Linked DNA regions of Homo sapiens: region 1 is linked to region 2. The links are chromatin loops, found by intact Hi-C in ENCODE. Cell type or tissue: endothelial cell of umbilical vein. All regions are shown on one strand.

Region 1 (2,500 bases), 98 kb before region 2:
CCTGGTTTTAAAAACATTTCTTAAACTGAAAATTTTTAAACTTGAACTTGTCTTCAGCAGAATTAGAAGGATCCAGGCTACCCTATATATCTCATATTCACTATGCCTTCTCCCCATAATTTTTAATCACAGTAACCACTTCAATCTGTCAGCATCTTATCTTTAACAGGCATTTTGTTCCAGGTGACAATAGGTGATAGTTTAAGTAAATGTTTACAACTGAGTGCTATATACTATCACTGTGACATAATACAATAGTAATATTTGTAACTGCCTCAGATTCCTTTTATTATACAATATGACTTTTAAATCAATTAAATTAAAATATAAAATTCTTCTAATCCACCCAGGTCAGATAGAGAATTTCATTTGCATTTTCCTTTACAGTCTATTGCCAGCAACTAATTTTATATCACTTTGCATTAGTGAAAGTTTTCTGTTAGGACAACCGCATTGTAGCTACTCTACAAACAAAAAGGTGTACTAAAGGATATATTTTATGATTTTTTGTTGCAGAAAACTAGCCTGTTACATGGCAAGAATGATGCCATCTTGAAGCAAAACCATTAGGATGATTGATGTTTGACTCCTGCATCTGCAGCAAGGTCTTTGCACACTCTCCAAAGCAGAAACAACCCCTCATAAATAAACAATGTCTAGAGCATAAATAACCCTTCATGAAGATGTCTATCTTACCAAAAAGCTTGGTATAGAAAGTACCTTACTGGAAAGCGGGTGCAGGAATCCACCATCTTGCAGCTGCCTGAGATATCACTTCTGTTTGTAACTCCCTATTAAATGATTTGTTGTTGTTGTTTTAGAAACCGGATTTGTCAGCCTCTTTCTTCAACCTCTCAGCTCCCTGGGCCTTTGGGGGTAGGTTTGCCATAACTGCTCATCACAGAACATTTGGTAGCCAAAGATCCCAGAAATGCCTTCCAGAGCCACACTGCAGAATTGGGCTGTGGAGAGAGCTGCTGCCTGTGCCAAAGACAGGAAACTGCAAGGTCAGCAGCCGCTGGTCGTGATCATGCCATTACTGCCTGCATTCCATGACCAAAAAGACATATCCTGCACCTTGCCTCAACCCCCATGTTACTCAGTTTCAGTGAAAGTCCCGGGTATGGGAAATGACTCAGTTGAAATACATCTGGAAAATGTAGTTTTGAGCTGTTTATCCTCTGCCGTACTGGAAGGCATCTGGTATGGTTTGAGTCTGCGTCCTCGCCAAAATCTCCTGTCAAATTGTAATCTTGCATGTTGGTGGGGGGGGTCTGTTGGGAGGCAATTGGATTCTGGGGGCAGATTTTCCTTTTAGTGCTGTTCTGGGTATTGTGAGTGAGTTATTGTGAGATCTGGTTTTTAAAATGTGTGTAGCACCTCCCCACCCTCCCTCTTCCTTTGCTCTGGCCATGTATGGTGTGCCTGCTTCCCCTTCGCCTTCTGTGTTGATTGTAAGTTTCCTGAGGTCTTCACATCCATGCTTCCTGTAGAGCCTGTGAAACCGTGAGCTAATTAAACCTCTTCACCGTATTAATTACCCAGTCTCAGGTATTTCTTTGTAGCAGTATGAGAATGGACTAATACAGCATCCTAGGTCAGGATTGTAATGGGTGTTGCATGAGCCCTTTCAGGACATTTGCCAATTTGTCCTCAGAAATACACTTGAGCTTGATTTCACCCCTCTCTGGAGTTTTACAGAATGATGTCCACCATCCTTCTGTAAATGTCCATCTTTACTGTCTCATTGTCATCCACTTCCTTTCCCTCCCTTGCTAACCATTCCCACCTGCACCCACACCTACTGTCTTGGCTGTGTTCTGCCCTGGTTTTCAGGAAAAAACCCAGTGGATTCAAGATGGTGCTCAGTCATTGACTTCACTGCAAATCTGGGTCTATCTCAGGGAGGCATCGGATCTTGTTGGCCACACACAGGCTTCCCCTCTTAGCCATCACTTTCATATTTGCCTCCTTCCACAACCTGAGTTCTGCCTGACATAGGACCACTCTTCTGTCTGTGATGTCCTCTGGGCTTGGTGATCTAGTCCACTTTCCTCTAATTAGTTCTCTGAGGGAGCAGCCTGGCCAGACTTTCAGCTCCTGCAGCCTCCCCCTTGGAACTCTGTTGAGTGAGTTTATTAGTCTGTCTTCACACTGCTATGAAGAAATACCCGAGACTGGGTAATTTATAAAGGCAATAGGTTTAATTGACTTACAGCTCCACATTGCTGAAGAGGCCTCAGTAAACTTATAATCACAGCAGAAATCAAAGGAGAAGCAGGCACCTTCTTTACAGGGTGGTAGGATGGAGTGAGTGCAAGCAGGGGAAATGCCAGATGCTTATAAAACCATCAGATCTCATGAGACTCATTACTATTACAAGAAAAACATGGAGGAAACTGCCTCTATGATTCAATTACCTCCACCTGGTCCTACCCTTGACACACAGGGATTACGGGGATTACAATTCAAGATAGATTTTGAGTAGGGACACAGAGCA
Region 2 (2,500 bases):
CTGGATCATACGGTAGTTCTGTTTTTAATATTTTGAGGACCCTCCATGCTGTTTTCCCTAATGACTGTACTAATTTCCATCCCCACCAAGAGTGTACTTGGGTTCTTTTCTTCCACATCCTCACCAACAGTTGCTGTCTTTCATCTTTTTGATAATAGCCATTCTAAGAGGTGTGGGGTGATAGCTCACTGGTGTTGATTTGCACTTCCCTGGTGATTAGTGACGTTGTGCATTTTTTCCTATACTCATAGGCCATTTTTATGTCTTCTGAAAAATGTCTATTCAGATCCTTTGCCTATTTTTTAATCAGATTCTTTGTTTTCTTATTATTGGGTTGTTTGAGTTCCTTATATATTTTGGATAGCAATCCCTTACCAGATGCCTGGTTTGCAAATATTTTCTCGCATTCTGTAGATTGTTTCTTCATTCTGTTGTTTCCTTGGCTGCGCAGGAGCCTTTTAGTTTAATGTAATCCTATTTATTTCTTTTTGCTTTTGTTTTCTTCTAGTAGATTTATAATTTCAGGCCTTATATTTAAGTCTTTAATTGATTTTGAGTTGATTTTTGCACATGGTGTGAGATAAGGATCCATTTTCACTCTTCTGCATGTGGAAATCCAGTTGTCCCAACACCAGAGTAATTTTAACTGTATTTAACTTCCACCTTAAAACTTAATTCTTCCCTCCAGTAACCAAAGGAAAGGCATGGTTACTTCTCACCCGCCCTTCTTCTTCACTAGGCCGTCCAAGCCCAGGCTTAAAGGAGTTCCCCTATCTACCTCCCCACCAGACTAAAATTTGAGGGCATAAAATGACTTTATATTTGGGAACCCAGGATGCTTGGAGGCAGGACTTGGCAACCAGCCGGACACTGATTCCATTCCTGCTTCTACCGCTAAGCTCTGTCATCCAGCAGATCCTCAATGGCCTCATCTGGAAAATGGGATAATACTTCCTCTGCAGGGTTGCTGGGAGGACTAAATAGATAGAAGAAAGCCCCACGCGGACGGGCGCAGTGACTCACGCCTGTAATCCCAGCACTTTGGAAGGCCGAGGCGGGCGGATCACGAGGTCAGGAGATCGAGACCATCCTGGCTAACATGGTGAAACCCCGTCTCTACTAAAAAATACAAAAAATTAGCCGGGCGTGGTGGCGGGCGCCTGTAGTCCCAGCTACTCTGGAGGCTGAGGAGGGAGAATGGCGTGTACCCGGGAAACGGAGCTTGCAGTGAGCCGAGATCGCACCACTGCACTTCAGCCTGGGCAACAGAGCAAGACTCCGTCTCAAAAAAAAAAAAAAAAAAAAAAAGCGCTACGAACAGCACAACACACAAAAAACAACAGGGGATCTTCTACTCCCTCCCTTCCCCCATTCTTCCTAGGAGAGACAGGGCTGAGCCATAGTTGGACAATATCGCCACTTAGTGGCTGTGGTCAGAATTGCCCAAAAGACCAACAGTTTCTGGATTTGAGGAAAAAAGGGAAAGCATTTAAAGAAGAGGTGTTGGGATTCTGAGAGGCCATTTGGCATTATGGAAAGTGACTGGGCACTGGTATCTGGAAAACCAGGTTCAGGTCCCAGCCTTGCCAAATATTAGCTGTTTGATCCTAATCAAGTTATGTAACTTCTCTAAGCATCAGTTTCCTCATGTGTAAAATGGAGACAAGAATTGTCATCTCATTAGATTAACTCTGGGTAAGTGTTTATTGCCTTTCTTTTGCTCCTGACCCTCTTCCAGCCCCCTCTCCCCATCCTGATAAACATCACCTTCCTGGTTCCTGACCCCCTCAGTAGTTCTCCTGGCCACATCTTTTCTACTTTATTTTTCAGATGTAGAACCTAATTTCCCCCTAAACTCTTTACCCCTTATGGGGAGAACCTCAAAGTCTACAGTTTTTATCCTCAGTATCTTAGGTTTAAAAACTCTAAATTCTTATACTATTTAGTAACAGACTCCTGGTGACACATTCGTGGTGATAAAATTATGTGGACAATGATCTCTAAAGCACAAAGCAAGTTACTCATTTATAATAGAAAAGATACTCCTGTCTGGGGATGGGTACCAAGTCAGCAAACCAAGATACTCCCCATTAATAAGGGAGTATCTTCCAAATAACAAGGGCTCTTGCTGGACACAGACTCCGAGATGGTCAGGGTGAGGGACTGTTTCTCCCACATTCAGGAACACTCCGAGACCTCGTGACCCCAGCTGGAAACACCTCCCTGGTGGGCTGATGCCTGTGACCCTGCCCCGAGGACACGTGTCCACCAGCCTCGCTTCTGCGCTGACCAGCACCTTCCAAGTATTGAGCCCTCCCTAGATGGGCCAAGCCATAGTCGGCTGGTCTGGGAAAGCCCGGGCTTTAGAACTGCACAGAACTGGGTCTTCCACTTATTATCTGAGTGACCCGGGACAGATTGCTGAACTTGCCTGAGTCTGTGACCTCATCACAATGGGGCACAAGCACCCACTTCAGGGAGTGTCTGCGCTGAGTAAGTG

What was found. A loop is a pair of places that touch in the nucleus more often than their neighbours do. Peaks named below come from ENCODE experiments on the same cell type or tissue, not always from the same donor. Only the 100,000 strongest peaks of a DNase experiment are listed, where the experiment ranks them.
Region 1: a loop joins it to region 2, with 6 times the contacts of the local background. A loop is called at or near these places in 3 of 110 quality-filtered maps.

What each region holds. Positions count from the first base shown.
Region 1 is chr1:157,389,777-157,392,276 of GRCh38, forward strand. No RefSeq gene overlaps it. Among named protein-coding and RNA genes, the nearest start is that of LINC02772, 120 kb to the left of the region's middle. In endothelial cell of umbilical vein, no CTCF peak of the experiment used is centred here; a DNase peak (open chromatin) is centred at 1,105; H3K27ac peaks cover 2,059 bases.
Region 2 is chr1:157,488,135-157,490,634 of GRCh38, forward strand. No RefSeq gene overlaps it. Among named protein-coding and RNA genes, the nearest start is that of FCRL5, 63 kb to the right of the region's middle. RefSeq lists an enhancer at 2,448-2,500. In endothelial cell of umbilical vein, a CTCF peak has its summit at 1,436; a DNase peak (open chromatin) is centred at 1,427.